Linked DNA regions of Mus musculus: regions 2 and 3 are each linked to region 1. The links are chromatin loops, found by intact Hi-C in ENCODE. Cell type or tissue: left cerebral cortex. All regions are shown on one strand. Links, peaks and the distances in the headings refer to the core of each region. The heading gives the core; the rest is flanking DNA.

What was found. A loop is a pair of places that touch in the nucleus more often than their neighbours do. Peaks named below come from ENCODE experiments on the same cell type or tissue, not always from the same donor. Only the 100,000 strongest peaks of a DNase experiment are listed, where the experiment ranks them.
Region 2: it touches region 1 in a loop (5-fold over the local background); 2 of 42 quality-filtered maps call a loop at or near these places.
Region 3: it touches region 1 in a loop (2.6-fold over the local background); 9 of 42 quality-filtered maps call a loop at or near these places.

What each region holds. Positions count from the first base shown.
Region 1 is chrX:152,143,996-152,151,474 of GRCm38, reverse strand. It overlaps Iqsec2 (IQ motif and Sec7 domain 2), which reads right to left and starts at 7,207. Exons shown (of 15, transcript NM_001114664.2): 1 at 6,296-7,207. The coding sequence starts at 7,002. In left cerebral cortex, for the core only: a CTCF peak has its summit at 3,830 (motif pointing right); DNase peaks (open chromatin) are centred at 4,541, 5,161, 5,736, 6,164 and 4 more places; H3K4me3 peaks cover 4,298 bases; H3K27ac peaks cover 3,736 bases.
Region 2 is chrX:152,085,465-152,092,943 of GRCm38, reverse strand. No RefSeq gene overlaps it. Among named protein-coding and RNA genes, the nearest start is that of Gm15266, 22 kb to the left of the region's middle. In left cerebral cortex, for the core only: no CTCF peak of the experiment used is centred there; DNase peaks (open chromatin) are centred at 2,921 and 3,407; H3K27ac peaks cover 729 bases.
Region 3 is chrX:152,048,415-152,055,893 of GRCm38, reverse strand. All of the region lies in intron 19 of Smc1a (structural maintenance of chromosomes 1A), which reads right to left. Among named protein-coding and RNA genes, the nearest start is that of Smc1a, 36 kb to the right of the region's middle. In left cerebral cortex, for the core only: no CTCF peak of the experiment used is centred there; no DNase peak of the experiment used is centred there.

The DNA.
Region 1 (7,479 bases), core at 1,518-6,517:
TTCTCTGTGTAGCCCTGGCTGTCCTGGAACTCACTCTGTAGACCAGGCTGGCCTCGAACTCAAAAATCTGCCTGCCTCTGTCTCCCAAGTGCTGGGACTAAAGGTGTGCGCCACCACGCCCGGCAGCCTGTATATCTTTAAAAGTCTCATCCAATCCTGCTTCTCTGTCACTATATGAATTGGGAGACCACTGGGTGTAAAAGGCAGGAAAGTCATAAGCCAAATGCCTCCAGGGAGCAAGTGGAAAAGGCCAAGAGAATTTTGAAGTTGACATTTCTCTCAAAAGGAGTCCAGAATAAAGAAAAACTGAGGTACTGGGCCATTAGCTCACCAGGACTTAATTAGACATTCATGTGTTTACTCAGAATTGACTGGGCAGCTATGTGTTATGCAAAGTACTTCCAAGTTCTTCGGCCCTTTGTTATGCCCCCTGCACCAAGCACAGAATCCAATACAAAACTTGTACTCAATACATGTCAGTTAAGTCACAGGGTTTCCCAACCTTCCTGATGCTGGGGCCCTTTAATACAGCTCCTCATGTTGCAGTGACCCCCAACCATAAGATTATTTTGTTGCTACTTCATAACTGTAATTTTGCTACTGTTATGAATTGTGATGTAAATATCTGATATGCAGGATAGCTGATATGCAACTCCCAAAGGAGTTGCAACCCACAGATTGAGAACTGCTGTTTTAGAGGCTAGTAGGAGGCACAAGATGTGAACAACTACGGAGGTATTGTAAAAAGCTAGACCTGGGGCTAGAGAGATGGTTCAGTGGTTAATAGCATTAGTTGCTCTTACAGAGGACCCAGGTTTAATTTCCAGCACCCACAATCTGTAACTGCAGTCCCAGGGGATCTGATGCCCTCTTCTGGTCTCTACAAGCAGAGAATGCACACTGAGCACAGATGTGCAGGCAAAACTTCCCTATACATAAAGTTAAAAAAAAAAAGGTTAAAAAGAAGATAAAAAGGATAATCTGCTCATTGCAAACGCCAAGGATAAACTGAGCATTAAGAACAACCAATAAGGGCTGGTGAAATGGCTCAATGGTTAAGAGCACTGACTGTTCTTCCGAAGGTCCTGTGTTCAAATCCCAGCAACCACATGATGGCTCACAACTATCTGTAATGGGATCCAATGGACTCTTCTGGTATGTCTGAGGACAGCTACAGTGTACTTACATATAATAAAAAATAAATAAATCTTTAAAAAAAATGAAGAAGGACCAACAAGGGCTTGGGAGATGGCTCAATAATTAAAAGTACTTTTCGTTCTTCTAGAAGACCCAGGTTTGATTCTCAGCAACTCACATGGCAGCTAACAGTTTCAGTTCAGGGAATCTAGTGCCCTCTTTTGGCCTCCATGGGCACATATGTGGTACACATACATACATGCAAGCAAAAAAAAAAGCCACAGACACAAAATAGAATTTTTTTTAACAAATTAAGGACCACCAAATAAACACAGGAGAGGTGTGAAGAGGTGTTAGCTAATTCAACCTTAAAAATTCAACCAAAGATGAGGGAACAGCATTAGTCAAATCACAGAGACCTGAGTGAGCTGATGATGGCAGCACAAGGCTAACTCAAGTCTGGACTGAGGACAAGGGACTCACAAAAATGAGAGAAGGGGAATCTGTGGACAGAAACAGAAAGACAATGAAAAACATAGGAGCCAGACTGAAGACATGGCTTGGCTCCAGCTATTCAGAGGCTTAACAGAAATACATGGTGGCAACAATCAGGAGGTAATTGTAAGAGGGAACCTCTGTCGGAGGAAAGCCGGAGTCGTGACTATGGTCCATGTCTCTAAACCCCTCTTCTGGCAGGGAACAGTGCATTGAACGATTGAGAGCCATACAATTCTAGGTCTCATCAGCAGGTTCCTTTACAGCTCCTCTCTGATTCCTCATTTCCTCATCTGAGGATAGCAGTAACACCCACCTGGCAAGGGGTTTGTGACAATGAGATAAGACATGGGGCTGCCTGATGGGTAAGAATGTCAAGAATGCTACAGGCTCTGGAGCCCAGCCTGGGTTCCTACTAGCTCTTTTGTAGTCCTGCCACGTATTCACTTAGGGACCTTGGCTGTGTTACCTGAAGTTTCTAGACCTCAGCTTCTTCATCCGTAAAATGGAGTTAATAACAATTTACATAAAGGGATGCATGTGAAGACAGAAGGAATGATTCCATGGGAAGCACATAGAAGGCAGTGTCCAGCACACAGTAAATGCACTAAAAAAAATGTTAGCTATTATTACATAAAGCTGCATAGGATAGTGCCTACCACCCAGAAAGCTGAGACTCAATATGAACAGGGCCTCTTCACCATGCTCCAGGCTTTTACTCTGCCCCCAGCAAATTCAGAGGCCATAGTAGGTAGGTGGACAGAGAAAGAACAGGCAGCGAACGTCAATTGAACACCAAGGGACTGTGCACTTCTTCAAAGCACCTTCCTCTACTGCCCAGGTCCTCAAACAGTGGCCTGGCTCACTTTGGTCCCTCTATCCTCTGAGGAACCCCACCCTTTCGGTTCACTTTGTCCTCTGTACTGTCTATGGCCTGACTAAGCCCGAAACCCTGTCTTCCTGGCTGGTGGGAAGAGGGCTCTGCAAGTGCCAAGAGCATGGTGTTTGCTAAGCCTGGTGGCCCCTCCTGCTCTGTGAACACAGCCAAGAAATATTTGTGGATGACAACAACCCCATTCTTGCCCCAGATCCAGACAGAGAAAGCAAGACTCCCAATTCTCCTTAAACTTAACGTTATCATTTTCTCCCATACCAGCATAATGCTCACAACACGGCAGAGGGGACAATAAATAGTTTCCCTCCTAAAAGGAAAGAGAGACACCCTAGAAAAAGAATCCAGCACGCCAAAGGGGACAGACTTCCCCCAGAGCCTCACCCTGGGATTGCTCTCACGTATTCATTTTCTCAGTAGCCTGGGCCCCTATGGGGAGCATGCTGACAACCCAGCACACGCACATGATGATAGTTCAGCAGTGAAATGGTAGGACTATGCATCGCCCTGGGTGCCAAGAACACCACGCTGGCGTTCTCTAGGTTCAGTATCTAAATGTGAGCTAGCTTGCACAGGGGGGTGGGGTGGGGAGGAGGGAGCAGAGGATAGACAGTTACCACTATACTGGCTTCAACCCACCACTGCATACAGCAGAGATAAAAGCTAGGCCCATGCAGAAAATGTAGGAACAGAGCTCTCTTGGGCACAGGGCACTCAGCAGTGAGTCCTAGCCTCTAGAAATCATTCTATGTGCCAGAACTGTAGTGTGTTGGGGGTGGGGTGGGGGGGGAACCAAGCTTAACAACCAAAAAAAAGATCTCTTTTTAAATCATGGCAGGAGGTGAGAGCTCCACATAAAAAGATCTGAGTATTAGTCAGGATCAACAACTAGTAAGCAAACAACTAAATCCTCATGTAGCAGTGACCAGAAGGAGGTAGGGACTCATGTTGCTTTCTGTCACACTAGGAAGGCCACACCCAGAGCCTGGCAGCAGAGATTCTGGCATTCTGGAACCTGTCCAGAAGAGCAGTAGGGAAGGATGTGGGAGTCCTGGGTAAATGATCCGAATAAGGATGGGTGATGCCCAAAGCAAAGAAGGCCCAGTTCACAGGAACGGGAGCATGTTGTGTTAGTAGCATGACCTCTGATGGACATCACTTCTCAGAGCCCTGGGTTTCTTATGCTGTGACATGATGGTAATGACAGATGCACAAAGGGTTGTTGGGAGAACTGAGTCTGGGGCAGAACAGGCTCCCAACAAGCTACATCTTGACCCAGGCCCTAGTCTTCCTAGTCTGTCCACCAGAGGGAGCCTGGGGCCCAACAGAGCCCAGCCTGTACCAGCTCTGCCTGTCCTCCCCCAATGCTGCAGCCTCAGCTGCTGAACTCCCACCCTGCCTGCCCGCGCTTCCAACAGCAGCCTTCTCACCCACTCCTTACAAACCCAGAACAGGCCTAGCAGGGGAGTCGCTTGCAGCAGCATTGGTTACAGCAATGGCTACAGGTTCTCCTGACACCGGGCAAGGAGGAAGGTGGGAAAGAGGAAGACAGCTGTCTTTTCTTCTCATCAACTCCTCCACTCATTCCAGACCCATCTCTTCTAGTTCAAAACCTGGAGATACCTAAGGCTCTTTTGGCTTTTCCCAGTTCAGTACCTCAGCAGGTCCTGAGGCCAAGACTCCTAGGAGTAGTTAAGCTGTAGGGAACAAATAACATGCCTTTAAGACAGGCAGACTTAGATTCTAGTCGCAGCTCCATTAGCAAATAGTAGCATAACCTTGAATAAGGCCCCTTCATCTTGAAGCCTCAGTTTCTCCCTCTCTAAAATGGAGTTGCTGATGCTCACTGAGTGGGCTGGGCTGTGAAGTCCAAAGGAAGCAATCATAGATAGGCAAGCAGTTAATATGTGGTTGAGAGAAACCCAAAGTGTTATTTAAACCTCTTTATTAGCCAGTAGGAAATGTGATGCAAGGGATTCCAACAAGCAACCTGGAAAGTGTACAAAAAGAAGGAAGGAGTCAGAAGCAGGCCCGCAAGGATGGCAGAAGGGCAAATGGGCTTCCAGCCAGCCAAGAAAATCAGACCTGATGTCTGCAGGGTAGAGAATCTGAGAGCAATGGAATTCGGAAATTGAGAAAGATTCAGGTCTTTTCATTGGGCTTAATGCTCAAATCAGGAACTATATGCTTCCTCCAGCTCTCTCAGACCCCCTTTAGACTTCAACTGGACCACTCAGGCCAGCCACCACCCCCATCCCTTGAGGCAATGTACTGCATCACAACTGGCTAGGTTGAAAAGTTCTCTTGATTTTATCTCAGATGTTCCCTCTGTTCCTGGATCTGCCCCCTGGAGCCATACATATTGAGGTTGCTCCCTCCATCACAGGCCTGACCCCTCTAGAGAAGTCTGCAACCAGGCTCAAGGACCACAATGCCCCATCCAGTCTTTCTCTGCCCCCCATTCTGGGGCTGTCCTTCTACCTCAACACTCAGCTGAGGGTGCACTGCAGTGGAGCCCAGCCAAGCCCTCAAGCTGCAGCTGCTGCTCCTGGGGCCCAGCCATCTCAACCCAGCACCCCAGCCTGCTGCCTCACCATGGGGGAGTTGCAGAGAGCTGTCTCCCGGCAGATTTCCTGAGGCAGAAGGCTTCCCCACCCCCAGCCCAGCCTCCAAGAGACACTCCACTAGTTGTGGCACATGGTAGGACCAGCTGAGCAGTGAGAGGAGGGGGAAGCCTGTCCATTTGCTAAAGGACTTCAGACTTGCTCTTTGGTGTGGTTGGGTTAGTAACATACCCATTGAATCTCAGTTGGCAGTCCCTGGCTTTAAAAAAAATATCTAGGGGAAATCATAGACTGGCAAAAGAAGGGACTCAGTCAAGGTCACAAAGCCAATCTGCAACAGAGCTGGAAGGGGACGCCAGTTCTCCCATCTCCCAATTCAATGTTCTTTTCAGTATAGCAGTAAAGCAATAGGAGGGCCTTTAGGGCATCCCTGTGAGCCTTCGTGCCCTTGACTCACAGCCTAATACATTTATCCCAATCAGCACACAATGGGATCTACATAGGAAAAGTAGATCCTGTCCATGTCCCATCAACTCAGAAAATATTCCTAACCTGTCTCAGACACATGTACAAACCCCAGCACAGGTCTGAAGCTGATCCAACAGATGGGAGATCTATGGACTTCCCTTCCTGGTAGGGCTCTTTAAATGGGTGTTGTTTTTCTTGAAGGGTGGAGACCAGCTGGACTTTGAGAAACTAACCAAGGGCCTAGCCTCCATCTTTGCTCCCCCATCTTTGCCACCATCACCCCCCCTCCCCATGCCAAGATGTGCTGCAGTTCCATTCTGGTCCCCACCTGCCTCGAGACGAGATCACCCCCCCCCAAAAAAAAAAGGTGTGTAGGAGTGTTTCTCTCTTTAGGGGGCTTGAGTTGATACCACCTCTGTCTAAAAATTATTTAATCCATCCTCTGGAAAGGATACAGCTAGGGGCTGAAGAAGTGGAGGGAGGTAGTGGGAATTGCTTTAGTCTCTAACTGGCTTTGGTTCTACAGGGAAAAGAAGCCCGCACTCGTCTGACCAAACCAATGTGTGGTGGCTAGGGAAAGCATGTCAGCCGGTTGAGGAGAACCTTCTCCCGATTGGGACAGGCGAAGCAGGAAATGGGATCAGGCATGGGCTTCATATACTTTATCTGCCAGCTAAGTTGGAGAGGGATCTAGAGGGAAAGGAATGGGTGGGGTGGGGGCCGCAAACACATTCCTTACTTTCTCTGGAGGGTTGTAGCCGGGCTGGTGCTGGTACTGGTGCTGTGACCTCCGCCAGCGCCAGGACTGGAGCTTCTGGATGCGCCACGACTCAACTGGCCCCGCTCCCGCGGTGGCCGCTGCCCCACGCCCACCGCCGCGGAATAGCCGGCTTCCTTCTCGCGGCCCGGGTGCGCTGGCCCAGCCTCCCTCCCGCCACGCTCGCGACCCAGGGCTGGGTTCTCATGGTGCAGGTGGCATTGGGCCACGTCGCGCTCGCGGGCTGTGTAACCGGTAGTGTCCTGAAGTTGATAGGAGGCTTCTCGCTCCTTATCCCGATAGATAGCTTCCCGGTTCTGGTAAGCGCCATCCCGGTTCGGGTAGCCCACGTCCCGGGACGCCTGGTGGAACTGGCTCTCCCGCAGCTCGCGGTGGTGGAACTGGGTCTCACGCAGGTTCTGGTACTGGCTTTCGCGGCCAGGACTATCCCGTGCGCCAAGGGGGTCCCGGTGCAGTTCCCCACGGTGCAGCTGGCTCTCCTCCCGCAGGTCGCGGTTCTCCTGGGTGAGCTGGTCCAACTGGCCCTCCAGCTCTTCTATGCGCCGCCGCTGGGTCTCCAACAGCTGCTGCTGACTCTCGATGATGTTGTTCAGCTCCAGCAGGTACTCCACCGCCCGGTTGGGGCTCTCAGATCCCGGGCCACCCGGAGGACCGGACCCCGCCTCCATCCTGGCGGCCCAGGGACAGGGGAACGGGCAGGAGAGCCCAGTCCCCGCTCGCTCACGGCGCCACCCTCCCCCGGGCCCAGCCGGGGGAGGGGGCCGGCGGGACGCGAGGGCGCGCACCGGGCTCGGGGGCCCGGGGGCCCTAGGGGGCCCGGGAGACAGCGCTGGGGCCGGCGGCACGGGGCGCAGGAGCTAAGGCTACCGCCGCCGCCGCCGCCGCCGCCACCACCACCGCCACCGCCACCGCCAGGGCTCGGAAGGACGCGGCCCACGGCGCTCCGCCCGCTGCGGAGTCACTGCGCAGCGCGGCCGCGCGGGACCGCCCCGGCCGCCGGCCCGCCCCCCGCCCCTGCCCCCACCCAGCTCTCCCGACCCGCCCCCGCGCGCCCCACCTGCAGTCGCCACCAACACCCTAGCTGGACCAGCCCCAAAGCACTGGCACCTCAGCTGGATGCCAGCCTTAGCTCAGCCTGCAGGAGA
Region 2 (7,479 bases), core at 1,320-6,319, 58 kb after region 1:
TGTCCTTAATGTAGTTTTGTATTATGATATGGCTATGAGCCCATGGGAGCCAGGGAGTGGAATGCAATGGTTTAAACAAGAAGGTTTCATAGACTCATAGACACATGGTCTCCAGTTGGCTGCCCTGCTTGGGGAAGTTCAAGTGGTGCAGCCTTGCTAGAGGAAGTTTTTCACTAGGGTCAGGCTTTAAGATTAAAAACTTTGTGACACTTTCGATTTGCCTCTCTTTGTTTCATGTTTGTGTTTGAAGATGTAAGCTCTCAATTTCCTGCTCTTGCTGCCATGGCTTCCCACCATGATAGATTGTTATCCTTCTGGAACCATAAGTCCAGATAAACCCTCCCTTCCTTCTATAAGTTGATTTTGGTCATGGTGCTTTATCATCTGCAGGAAAGTAACTAATAAAAGGGGCAGGCAAAATAATAGTATTTCTCTCAGAGGGTTCCTCATTTTACACCTTCAGTGCCTGTTTTGGTTATAATCTGATTGATTTGGATTAATAAGCCATCATACCCTGGATCAGATGACCTAGGACACACCTTTTTCTAGATAACCCAGGTTGTGAATTAGTAGAGAGGTTGTAACAGGTAACAGGTAACAGGTGATATGTCCCAGGTTCTCTTGAATGTGAGCAGGCAGTCATGAAACTGAATGCAAATTTTACTGGTCATCAATTCATTTCTGTATTTAGATTCATTTAATGAATGTTCATTGACCATTCCTCTGGCAAGTCCTGGACTTTTCTAGAAACAGGGTCATTGTCTCAAGGAGCTTTCAATCTGATAGGTCATTGAGCCCCAGACATTAGAACCTTGCTGTGTAAGGGGCAAAGAGGAGCTTGAAGGACTGTGAGAACCCAAAGGAAAGAACCGAGCCCACTGAGGAATCAATGTAGGCTGATTACATTTGGACAGCTGAGTTTACTGAGTTGGGGGAGTCAGTGTGAAAGGCCTTTAATAATAATAATAATAATAAACATTGCAAAGATAACTAGAATAGAAAAAGCCTGGAACATTGTAGGAAGAAATTGTTAGTTCAGTGGTGTGAGGCCAAAAATGGCAAAGGATGTCTTGGTGTTTGACAGAGGACAAAATTATGGATGGCCTTAGTTACTAAAGAAAGAAGTAGAACATCATCTTGTGGCGAATGAGGTATTACAGAAGGAAAGAACACATTGGCTTATGTCAGTAGCCTCACATTGCTACTGTACAGCATATTAATCTAAAGACAGTCTAGAAGCTAGGTTGTAGAATTCTGGTCATTGGTGTGAGGGACATTACAACCAAATCAGGGCAGTGACAGAGGATGACTGGTAGACTTGACAGACAGGGGGAAAACAACTGGACCTGTTGGGATCAGCTATGATGAGACAGAGTTTGTCCTGTACATAAGACAGAGGGCAGAGTAGGGTATGCTACATGGGCATAAATGTAAGAAAAACATGCACCAGAGAAACTCTAAGGGATATGGGATAGGACAGGCAAAAAGACCTTTCTGGAGGAGGAGGGATTCAGGTTAAGACTCACTGTGTGACTTTGGTCAATCATGTTGTATTTTTCTGGTCCTTTAGTTTCCACTTGCTAAGTCAGAAGACAGAGACAAACTATGAGGACTGCATTACATAAGAGGATGCTAAGGGCTGGCAGGATGGCTCAGCACTTACAATGCTGCCTGATGATCTGAGGTCAAGCTCAGGACCAACATGATAGAAGGAACAAGCAAGTCCAATAGTTGTCCTCTGAACTTCACATGTGCTCCATAGCATATATGTACACACACACACACACACACACACACACACACACACACACACACACACACGAAAGAATGCTCAGGAAGTGCCTAGCTCTGTGGATGACTTAGGTCAGGATGAGTGGAGTTGCATGGCATTTACCCAATACTGCCCTTGCTCCAGGCAGGAGGGTACATTGATGGCAAATCTCTATGGCACTCTTGATGGGATTTGGAATTACTTAGGAGACATATTTAGGTATATCTGTAAGGAAAATTCAGAGAGGATTAACTGAGGAGGAGGAGGAGGAAGAGGCACCCTGAATGGGAGTACATCTGCCATCCTATAGGTTGGAGTTCCAGACTAAGTAAAATGGAGAAAAGAGTACAACAGCTGGAATATCAGCATCATCTCTCCTGGGTCATGACTGTGGGTGCAATGTGAGCCACCACCTCATTCTTTTGCCACCACGCCTTCCCTGTACCTTCACACAGTGAGCCAGAATAAATTCTCTCATCTTAAGTTGCTTTTGTTGGGTATTTTGCCACAGTAATGAGAAAAGTGGCTAATACAGACATCCCCGCATGTGACTGAAGGGGTTACAGAGAAGGGGGTATGTGACCAGAACATGCGTGCTTTTGAAGGGCATCAAAGGCCAAGGCATTTGAAGTAATATTGCCAGGGGAGGCTCTATCTTGGCACTAAGCACAGAGGTTTAAGAGATCTACAGTTTCAATCTCAGAACTGCTGTGTGATGCCTAGTCAGTTGTAAACCACTCTGGGTCCTAGTTTCCCATAGGAACAACAACAAAAAGGCGGGTGTGTATTGTGGGGGAAATGGACAAATTGCTCTCAAGGGCTCACTTATTCCAGGTGCTTCAGTTCCATCTCACAAAATGCTTTTAGGGGAGGGGGCTAGTACTCTCTCTGTCCTGACTTGTCTATGGCCTTGAGCCAGCTGCTGGACCTCTCTCAGCCTATTTCCACATCTGAGATATCAGGAGATCGGGGAGGAGAGGCCCGTCATCCAATGATTCTCCCCAGAGGATGCTCACCCTCTTCTGCAGCTGAAAAGCTTTGGGCAAATCAGAGGAAAGTGAGACACTGGTCACAGATGAACCCCTTTCCACATCTTCTGTCTTCTCCCACTGCCCTCCCCGCCCCACTGTCAGGAGCTTGCAGCACTGGCTCGCTTGCCAAACTTGTTGCCATGACAACGGGTTACAAATAACTCAGATGCCTGCAAAGATATTAACCCAAGAGCTGCTGGGCCAAGGGCTTCTTGTTCCTTTCCCAGACCAGACTAAGGGAACAGTGCCACAAATTCTTTAGGATCAATTCTCTCCCCTGCTGACAGGCCTGCCAAGGTTCCTCAGTGTCACAAGAATAAGACCTGGCAATCCAGGTCCTCTGAAAACCTGATTCAAATCTTTCCAATCTTATTTCCCACTCGCCCCCATTAAGAAGTGATCGCTCCTATTTTTGACACCTGCTGTCTGACACGCCTAGTTTTGGATGCTTTATATGCAATATCTATGAAAATCTCCCCCAAACTTCTATTAGGTAGAAGGTATTGTCTCACCTGAGACTATATGCTGCCTGAGACATTTACAGTAAGGATTGGGGTTCATAGATATGAGGAATTCAAACTCAAATCCCTAGGATTCCCAAACCCAGGCATTTTGTCTTGCCCACATTTTGTCTTGGTTCACAAATGTAGGTCTACATAATTTGTATGTCCAGATAAACTGTGGGCTCTAAATTAAATCTAAAGTTAAAACTCTAGATTCAGAGGCAGGCAGATTTCTGAGTTTGAGGTCAGCCTGGTCTACAGGACAGCCAGAGCTACACAGAGAAACCCTGTCTCGGGGAAAAAAAAAAAAAAAAAAAAAAACCTCTAGATTCTAACATTTAGTCAAGATGGTGAAATACAGCTGGGCACAGTGACATACATCTGTAATCCCAGCTACTTAGGAGGCTGAGACAGAAAGATCAAGAGTTCAAAGCCAGCTTAGACAATTTAGTGAGGTCCTTTCTCAAAAAGAGAAGAAAAAAGTGTGTTGGGCATGTTGGTGCACTCCTTTAATCCCAGCACAGGAGGTAGAGGCAGGCAGATCTCTAAAAATCTCAAAATATCTTTTTAAAATGTGGAAAAAGACCTGGAGAGGTGGTTCAGTAAAGAAACTTGTTGTTAGTCCAAAGGACTCATGCTCAACTCCCAGCACCCATATGGTGGCTCACAACAGTCTATAACTCCAGTTTCAGGGAATCAGGCACCCCATTCTAGCCTTCATGTACCAAGTATGCATCCAGTACACTTGTATACATGGAGACAAGAACACTTAGATACATAAAATAAAAATAAAATATTTTTAAATATGCAAATGCTTATCTAATTTCTAAGACTCCAGAATACAAAAGTAGAAGAATCAAGGATACATAATCATGCCTCACTCTTTTGGCTAAGAACAAGTATAGATCAAGGACAGGAGTCACAACTCCAAAGTTTCCATCAGGGGGAAAGGAATGTCAACAATTTACTGGCAAGCAGAAGGTGGGTGGAAGGAGTGATAACTGAGAAGCAGGGCAGAGAAAGGCATGGGCTTCATCCATACCTGGGTAAGGATCCACAAGGAGAGAGCTGATGAACTGTACTACATCCAAGAGGACAGAGAGGTTCTCTGACTGTGGGAGCCAGATGTCAAGTTCCGAGCAGGGTAAAGTCCTTGTTGTAATGGGATGAGGTGGCTGAATGGTTAGAGCAGTGGCCTGCTAACACTTGGAGCTCCTGGTCTTCCTGCACTTCCCTTTATCACTCTCATGGCCCTGAGTAGAAATGACAAGAACCCAATACCTATACTCCGGTAAATATCAGGGGCTTTCCAAGCAATTATACTGCGAAGGCCTCTACTATATTGAAATGCCCCCTAATGGATTGTGTAAGTAAGTCCCTGCTGAGTCACCTCAAAGGGTAGACCCGACAGACCCCTGCCACCTGCACTGGGCTCCAAATCAATCCACTGTTTTAACTGAAGTAATAGAGGTGGTGTGTGTGTGTGGGGGGGGTTGAGACATCTACCTTATTGAAATGTATTAATTGATGCTTCAAATTGCTATGGTGAAGAATCACAGTGGGTCATTAGTTAAAAGATTTTTTTAGGGCTGGAGAGATGGCTCAGGTCAGAGCATATACTGCTTTTCTAGGAGACTGAGTTCTCAAGTTCAACTACCAGAACTCATCAGCCACTTCACAACAGCCTGTAACTCCAGCTCCAGGGAATCCATCACTTTGGCCTCTGCAGATGCACATAGCACCCCCCCCCACATACACACATAATTAAAAATAATAAAAATAAATCTAAAACGTCCTTTCAGCTTCAAGTAACAAAAATCCTGACTGACAGTGGCTTAAACACATTGCAGCTTTATTTATTTTCCCAATTAACTGTAAGTGTATTATGGATTCAGTTGCATGACCAGGAAATGAATTCCTACTAACGTTTTTAATAATGTCTGCATGCTTGGGCTAATTTCTTCATGGTGCCAAGATGGCTGTCATGGGTCTCAACCACATGATTATATTCAAATCAGAAAGGAGACAAGTCAATCACCTGTTTTTCTTTGCTCAGAAAATAAAAGGATTTTTCAGAAAGCCCCCAGAAAATAATTCATTGGTCATAGGCAAGTCATATAGCCAGTCTTAGCTGCAAAGAAGTCTAATGAAGTAAATGACCCTCAGTCTCTGAGTGGCAGCTGCTGCTGAAGATAGGATTGGGAGTTGTAAGTGACAGAAAAATGACCAAACCAGGTAATATGGCTGAAAGTAGTTACTGCTGCAGAACAAGACTAGCCCTAGGAGTAAGTGGAATAGAGCTGGAGAGATGGCTCAGTGGTTAAGAGCACTGACTGCTCTTCCAGAGGTCCTGAGTTCAATTCCCAGCAACCACATGGTGGCTCACAACCATCTGTAATGGGATCCAATGCCCTCTTCTGGTGTGTATGAAGACAGTTACAGTGTACTTATATACATAAAATAAATAAGTCTTTTTAAAAAAGAACAAAAAGAAATGTTTCCAAGGAGTGAGTGGGACAGGGTAGTGTTAGGTTTTATGTGGTATCTTTTAGCACTACTCTGCTTCTTAAAACTACATGTATTGTCTGAAGAGATGGCTCAGCAGTTACTTTTGCTATTCTTATAGAGGACTTGGCACCAACATGGCAGGCAGCTCATAAATCACTGGAACTCAAGCTCCAACATCCTCTTCTGGCCTCCACGTGCACCACATACATACACACACACACACACACACACACACACACATGTAAAAAGCTTATATAATAAAAGGCAACCTTTAAAAATAAACAAGCCAAAATCCAGGCAGCTGGCTATGGTGGTGCATGCTTTTAATTCCAGCACTTGTAAGGCAGAGGCAGGTGGATCTCTGTGAGTTTGATGTTTGATGCAAGCCTGGTCTACAGAGTAAGTTGCAGGGCAGCCAGTGTGAACTTATCTCAAAAAAAAAAAATACTATGTGTCCAACAGATCCAATTCCCTCTTTTGACCACAACAGGCACTGCATACATGTGGTGCACAGCCATACATGCAGGCAAACACCCATACATGTAAAAGGAAATTAGTAAGTTTTTAAAACAAACAAAAAACAAAACACCCCAAAGCAAAAATTACTTCAACAACTGAACAGCAAAAGCTACACACACTGAATTACTTTGATAAAAAGAAAAATATATAATATAGAGTTTCCAATGAAGAAAACCATAAAATCTGGACCATTTCTCTGTCTCCGGAACAGTGGATGCCAATTCATCATGAAAGGATGCTTACCAGAATAGGTCCTTCAGATAGACTGAGCTATCTCAGGGGTTCACTCATGAGCCATAGATAAAAGTGTGCTATTAGTGTGAATGTACTCAGCTATTAAAAACAATAAATCTATGAAATTCTTAGGCAAATGTATGGATCTGGAGGATATCATCCTGAGTGAGGTAACCTAATCACAAAAGAACACACATGATATGTACTCACTGATAAGTGGATATTAGCCCAGAAACTTAGAATACCCAAGATACAATTTGCAAAACACATGAAACTCAAGAAGAACGAAGACCAAAGTGTGGATACTTCGTTCCATCTGAGAATGGGGAGCAAAATACCCAAGGAAGGAGTTACAGAGACAAAGTTCAGAGCAGAATCTGAAGGAATGACCATCCAGAGACTGCCCCCACTTGGAGATCCATCCCACAAACAACCACCAAACCCAGACACTAGGCAGTTGCCAACAAGATTTTGCTGACAGGAGCCTGATATAACTGTCTCCTGCGAGACTCTGCCAGTACCTGGCAAATACAGAAGTGGATATTCACAGTCACCCATTGGACGGAGCGTGAGGTCCCCAATGAAGGAGCCAGAGAGCTAGGGAGCTGAAGGGGACTGAAGCCCCATAGGAGGAACATCAATATGAACTAACCAGTACCCCCAGAGCTCCTTGGAACTATAACACCAATCAAAGAAAACACATGGTGGAACTTGTGGCTCTAGCTGCATATGTAGCAGAAGATGGCCTAGTCTGTCATCAATGGGAGGAGAAGCCCTTGGTCCTGTGAAGGCTCTATGCCCCAGTATAGGGGAATGCCAGTACCAGGAATGGGAGAGGGTGGGTTGGGGAGTGGGGGGGGGTTAGGGGATTTTTGGAGGTAAAACTAGGAAAGGGGATAACATTTGAAATGTC
Region 3 (7,479 bases), core at 1,320-6,319, 95 kb after region 1:
ACTCTTTTCCCTCCCCCAACTTCTTCCTATCCACCCAACTCTCATACACTAATAAGTCTGAGTAATGATCTACCTGTCAAATTTATGCTTAAAGGAAACTTCCTCAGAATTTATCAACCCTATTAGCTCTTCAGCTAGGTGTGAGGGCTCCTCAGTGTGCCCTCCAATTTCATGCTGGATTTTGTTTTGCCGTTTTAAAAATTATGTGTATGCACCTGTGTATGAGTTTGTACACAAGAATGCTGGTGCCAAGTGGAGGACAAAGATGTCGGATCCCCAGGAGCTGGTATTATAGATAGTTAGAAGCTGCCTGAGATGGGTGCCAGGAATGAAAAGTCGGGTCCTCAGCATGAGCAGTAGCTGCTTTTGACCATGCTAGAAAATTGACTGCCTTGCAGTTATACAGAACCACAGGCACCGTGTGTGCATATGCATGTGCATGGCCTTGTATGCATGTGCATGTGAATGCAGGAACCCAGGAAGGCTAAACGTGCCAGATCTCCCTGCAGCTGAAATTAGACTCTTAAGCCATCCAACGCAGGTGCTGGAAACCACACTCTGTCCTCCTGCAAGAACAGTAAGCATTGCTGAACCATCCATCCTTCTAGTCATCTATATAAACAATCTTAAGGACAGAAATACGTGGCCATCTCTATATACTATATAGATACAGAAAAGGTATTGACCACAGTTCAACATGACCTCAAGATAAAAGTCCTGGAGAAATAAACAAATGAAACATACCTCAAAACAATAAATAATATATATGACAAACATATGGCCACATCATAATAAATAATGAAAACCTAAAAATATTTCCTCTAAATTTTGCCGTGAGACATGGAAGTCAGCTCTCAACATTCTTACCCAATGTTGTGCAGAAAGTCTTGCTAGAACAGTAAGGTAAGAGAAAGCTATAAAAAGGATTTTAAAAAAAGCAAACAAGTGAAATTACTCAATATTTGCAGAAAATATGATCTTGTTATTATTATAACCAGAATAAGTTATTAACTGCATATATTCTACCAGAAAACTTTTACATTCAATAAACACTTTTAGTAATGTTACAAGATACAAAATCAACATTCAAAAATTAGTAGCTCTCATATATACATACCAACAACAAGCTTTCTGAGACAGAAATTAGGAAAACCATTCCATGCACAATAACTACCCCCAAAATAAAGTACTCCGGACTAAGGATGTAAAGACCTAGGCATGAAAAGAGTAAGGTACTTAAAGAAGACACAAAACAACAGAGAGACTTTCTAAGCGTCGACAAGCAGAATTTATGTGCAAAAATGGCTTTTATTACTAAAAGTAATCTACAGATTCAATGCAATTCCCATCAAAATTCCAATGGCATTCTTCACAGAACTAGAAAAAAATCTAAAAATCAATATAAAAGCACAAAAGACAACATACAGCCTAAGCAGTCCTTAGTGGAAGGAACACTGCTGAAGGTATTAAATGTATGACTTACAATCGTAGTTCACTAGTTAAGGAGCAGTTGATAGCTGCTGGGAGAGAGGGAGTCAGTTTTCTCTAAGGGTGTGGCCCCTAGTAGGCTGATCATACTGTAGTAAAAGGCCACAAATCCAAGAACATCTAGGCAGCACTGACTTTACTTGCTGGGGTTATAAAAAGAGGAAGAAGAAGAAGAAGAAGGTGACACCAAGTTTGGTGGGTAGGGAAAGAAGGTGGGACCTGAGAAGACTGAGGAGAGGGGTGAATATGACCTAAAACATTCTACATACATTTTTCAAAGAATTAAGAAAAAAGGGATATCACTGGGCAATAAAAACAAACTACATGTTGGCACAAAACAAACAGGTAGCCCAAAAGAGCCAAGACAGAAGACCCAGAAATAAACTCACTTCTATGGTCACCTAATTTTGACAAAAGCATCAAAAATATATACCGAAAAATGTATCTCTCATCCTAAACAAAAATCATTTCAAATCATATGAAAAGACTTACTTTAAAACCCCAAACTCTGAAGACATTACAGGAAGATACAAAGAACATGCTTGAAGTTACAGATATAAGCAAGAACTTTCTATACAGGAGTGAAATAACAGAATATAGTCCTAAGAATCAACAAATGGGACATGAAACTAAAAACCTTCTGCACAGCCAGAGAAACCAACAGCAGAAGAAACAGCCTACATACAGAACGGGAGAAAATCTTTGCCAGTTAAGCCCCAGACAGGGGATTGAGATCTAGAATATATAATTACAAAAAGTAAAAACCCCGAGCCACAAAACTACCAGTCAATAAAAGAGTTAATGCAATAAACAGATAATTCTCAAAAGAAGAAACACAATGGCCAGAAAATATTTCAAAAGGCCCAGCAGATGCTCAGTCAATAGGGGCACTTGTCACCAAACTGGAGTTCAAAGTCCAGAGCCTACAAGGTAAAGGAGAGAACTAACTCTAGGAGGTTGTCTTCCGACCTCCACACATCAGTGTATGCACATATAATAAAAAACAAACATAATAAATAGATTATGATCAAGAAAACAAATAACAAATGCTGGTGAGGCTGTGGGAAAAAGCACTTTATTCACTGCTACTAGGAAAGTAATTACTGCCATTAAAGAAATCGTTATGGCCCCTCAAAAAATTAAAGCTATCTGGGCATGGTGAGGTGCACCTTTAATTCTAGTACTTGGGAGGCAGATGGGAGAAGATATCCATGAGTTTGAGGCCAGCTTGGTCTACATAATGAGCTGTAAGAAATCCAGGGCTACATAGAGACTATCTCAATCCATCACCCCCTCAAAATAAACAAAAACATAAATATAGAGCTAACATATGACCCAAACTCTTGGGCATACATTCCAAGGACTCTAGATCCTGACACACTCATGCTCACTGTTGCACTATTCACAACTGCAGGGGAATGGAACCAGACTAGACGTCCTTAAGCAGAAGAACGGATAATGAAAATGTTGAATGCATCAATAATAGAGTTTTATTCAGCTGTTATGAAAAACGAAATTGGGAAATTTTCAGGAAAATGGATGGAAGTGGAGCCCAATCTCAGACAAAGATTCCATGTTTTCTCTCATTTTCAGTGTTTATACATGTGTTAATAAGGTTTGGGGAAGTAGTGTAGACTGTAAAACTAGATAGGAGACCACAAAAGGTATTGAGAAAAGAAGCTCATGCAGGGGTGGGGGTGTAATGTGATATCAAAGTGAGGGTGGGAGGGCACAAAGGAGGAAGGAGACGGAGAGAACAGGGGCGGGAGAGAAAGACACCCCAAATTTTGTTAGAGAAATGCCATAATGGAAAAAAAAAACTACACTGAAAAGTCACAGACATTTAACAATAAAGAACTTAAGAAAGAACTTAGGAAGAAAGAAAGAAAGAAAGAAAGAAAGAAAGAAAGAAAGAAAGAAAGAAAGAAAGAAAGGAAGGAAGGAAGGAAGGAAGGAAGGAAGGAAGGAAGGAAGGAAGGAAGGAAGGAAGGAAGGAAGGGAAGGGAAGGAAGAAAGAAAGGAAGAAAGAAAGCAAGCTCTGTTTGAAGAACACTACAAATTGTTATGGAATAGTCTGTAGAATAGGCTTTCAAATGAAAATGAAAAGTAAGAATAGTTTACTATTATCTAAAAGGAGAATATGAATGTTATTGCACGTAAACATATTTGTGTTTTAAAACCGCAACAAAAGGGCAATGTAAAAACTAATTAAAGAGTGACCTACTGATGAAGAGAAGGAAACAGAAATAGAAGCCAAAACTCTCTTCATGTACCCTGCTTTATACTTTTGATTTTAGAACCTTATGATGCTGCTTGGTTATAAAACAAAACTAAACAGACATATGAGAAAGGTTAGGTTAAAAAAATTATTGGGGAACAAGATGTTCACAAGATGACAAAGCAACCACTCTGAAAATTCTTTGCTAATTAATGGCAAAACAAAAGTGTATGCTTAGCAATGAGGAGCCTGGCAATTGACACTTAAACAGCATCATTAGTTAATAATGATAAGATGAACTTCATGGTGAAATACAATATAAACATACTGCTTCTGCATCCCAAGGGCTATAACTACAGGTGTGTGCCCTCACTCCTGGCTTTAGAGTTGAACTACCTTACTGTCTGTGTTTTTTACAAGGCTCAGGGAAAAAAAAAGAAAGAAAAAGAAAGTGTACGTGTAATAGAGAGAGAAGGAGAGGGAGAGAAGAGAGATGAGAGAAAGCAAAGATGGTAAAATTGGGTTAGCAAGTTGGCTCAGACTGACAACTCAAGTTTGATCCTCAGGATTCACACAGTGGAAGAAGAGAATTGGCTCCATATATGACTTGTACACTCATACTATGGTATTCACACACACATCATATACACACATAAACCTTATTTCAAAAAATTGTTAGGAAATAAGATTTCTGGTAAAAATAAGAGTCTCAAATGTAAGTACAATGATGTTAAACTGAAAATTTCGATTTTAATCAGAGGTATCAATATGAACTCTGTAATAATTTTCTTTTTCCCTCAAAATAAAAATAAATTAAAAAAAATAAAATGTATTTGGTGGCCCAAATCTACTGAGGAGTTCTAGAAACACTAACCAGTCAGCTATCTTGAGCAGTCAAATGCTCATATTAAATAAATACATTATTAAATAGTAGTGTTTTCCACTGAACAAGAGTCAAGAGCTTCTCATTCCTCCTTGGGGTGAGAAATCCAGAAGATGAGCCTAGTCATATCAGGAACTTAGAGAGATGAACAAAGACTACAAAGGGTGAATGCACCCCACCTCCCGCCCCAGCTAAAGACAGAGCACCAAGAATTACAACAGACTGAACACTGCATATGTACTTAAACCCATACACTCACAATGACTGAGAGTGCTGAGAATGCCAAGAAAGCAACCCAGAATTGTGTGCAGAAGTGACAATGAAAGGAGAGTTAAGCTGCCTTTCCTATGTAACTGGACCTCAGGGTTACCAAGTAACAAGATGAAACTTCTCTATTTTGGCTAATAAAAAAAAATTAAAGGCTAAGATGTCCATCTTCCAATTGGGACCAATGAAATGATATATTCCTAGGTGGAGATCTCATAAGGAGACCCTACAGATTCCCTGAAGTATATATACTGCCCCTGGGAAGCACAACACCCACCCTACATTGAGAACCACTGCTGTACACAATAAGGACTTTTGGAAAATAAAACCACCTACCATTCCTACAGCTCAAAATATTAACATTAATTCTAACATCAAAACTCAATATTGAATTCTTGTTTTATAAATTATTTCTCAAAGGCTTTACAAAGCTGAATTCAAATAAGGTGCAACTTCTGAATTCCCCCCTCTAAGTGTTTTCTCTATCCCGTTTCTCTGCAGTGGGTTTATGCACACATTTTGGACTGACTGGTTTCTTGGTCTGTACCCAATGATATTTTCTTTGCTCTACTAGGGATTAAGCCAAGGGCACTGTATGTAAGTACTCTATCACTGAGAAATATCTCTAGTCCTCTTTTGCCCTTTGAAACCCGCCCTCCCACCACCCCCGCCCCCATCCAGCTGCTCAGGAGACTGAGATAGGAAAACTGATTGTGCCCAGGAGTTTGAGGCCAGCCTAAGCAAAAGATGAGACCCTGTCTCAAATAAAATGAAAAAGATAAGAAGAAAGAAAGGTTCCCACAGACTACACTTGGGCAGCTGCATCTGTGCTTTACTTTATTGGTTGCTTTGGCATCAGTGTTTCTCACACAATCAGGTCTGTGGTTTCCCAAACTGAACTGAAAATATCTTTTTAAAAATATTATTAGTAGAGGCTGGAGAGATGGCTCACCAGTTTAAGATCATTTGTTGCTCTTGCAGAGGACCTGGGTTTGCTTCTCAGCACCTATATGGTGTCTTACAACTGCCGGTAACTCTAGTCTGACGGGATCCAATGACCTCTTCTGACCTCCATAGTCAGTGCACATGAACATGGTACACATACATACAAGGACATAAAATAAATACAGTCTAAAAAAGTTATTCCTGTTACTAAATGTGTAGTTTTTTCTTGTTATTATTCCCTCAATACAGTATAGTAACTATTTACATTGCATTATGCATTATAACTAAGCTAGAGATGATGTGAAGTATCAGGAAGCCAAGTGTGGTGGTGCATGCCTTTAATGCTAGCACTTGGGAGGCAGAGACAGATGGATCTCTGAGAGTTTAAGGCCAGCCTGGTCTACATAGAGAGTTTCTAGGCATCCAGGGCTATCCAGTGAGATCCTGTCTCAATGAATAACTAAATGAATGATAAATAAAGCATGAGGAAGAATCTGTTTAAGTTACATAGGAATGCTAGAGCATTTTTATATAAAGGACTTGAGTCTAGAGGAGGGGTTCCTAGAACTACTCTGAGAGCAGTGAGCATGTGCAAGGAACTGTGTCATGACAGCAAATAGCTATTGACATGATGCAGTGATGTACCTACCACACACTCCTACATTCTTACTACCAAAACCAAGAAAGAACTCAAATTCAAACTCTCTCTATATACCAGTTTATAGGAAATACGGGGAATGAAGAACATAATTAAGTAATATCACAGAGATATAATTAGTCAAATCTAGAAGGCAGAAAATCCTATAGGACCAATGCTATGGTTTCTTCCACAAATAGAAGGAAACAAACAAAAAAAGAAACAGAGAGAGAAGAAAAGTTATAGATTAGCAGAAACCGATCTTAATATGTGGACCTTAATATTTTGTCCTGGTCAGTCTTTTACCAACTTGGCCCAAGCTAGAGTTATCTTGGAAGAAGAACCTCAATTGAGAAAATTTCTCCATTAGATTGCCTGTAGGTATCTGATGTGGGAAGGTCCAGCACACTTCAAGCAGTGCCACCTCTGGGCATGTGGTGCTAGGCTCTCTAAGAAAGCAGGCAGAGCAAGCCATGAGAACAAGGCAGTAAGCAGCAGCCCTCCATGGCTCTGCATCAGCTCCTGCCTCCAGGTGCCTGCTCTTCTTTGAGTTCCTTCCTGGGCTTCTCTCAATGATGGACTGGTACTAGGACACAGCCAAACAAACCCTTTTCTTCCCAAGACGTTTTTGATCAGTGTTTTATCACAGCAATAAAAAAGCAAACGAAAACACACTTGAATACTGACTTTGATATAGACAATGCAAAAACACTTACTGCATACTAGATAGAACAAAGTAATGCTTGTTTATTTGTAAGAACCTCATATTCTGTAGATATATATTAAGGTAATTATGAACAGAACAATGCTTCAAATCTGCTTTACGATAGTCCCATGGTGGGGATTATAAAAAACAAGATTGACTATACGTAACTAAGTGCTGAAGATGGGTGGTAGGTGCCTGACATTCATTACATCATTTTCCTTACTTCTATATATATTTGAAATTATTTATAAATTAAAAAAAAATCAGATCTCCCTGGACATAATGATAAAGAATATACTACAAAGTAGAAAATATTTTGGAGATTAGTTCCTATA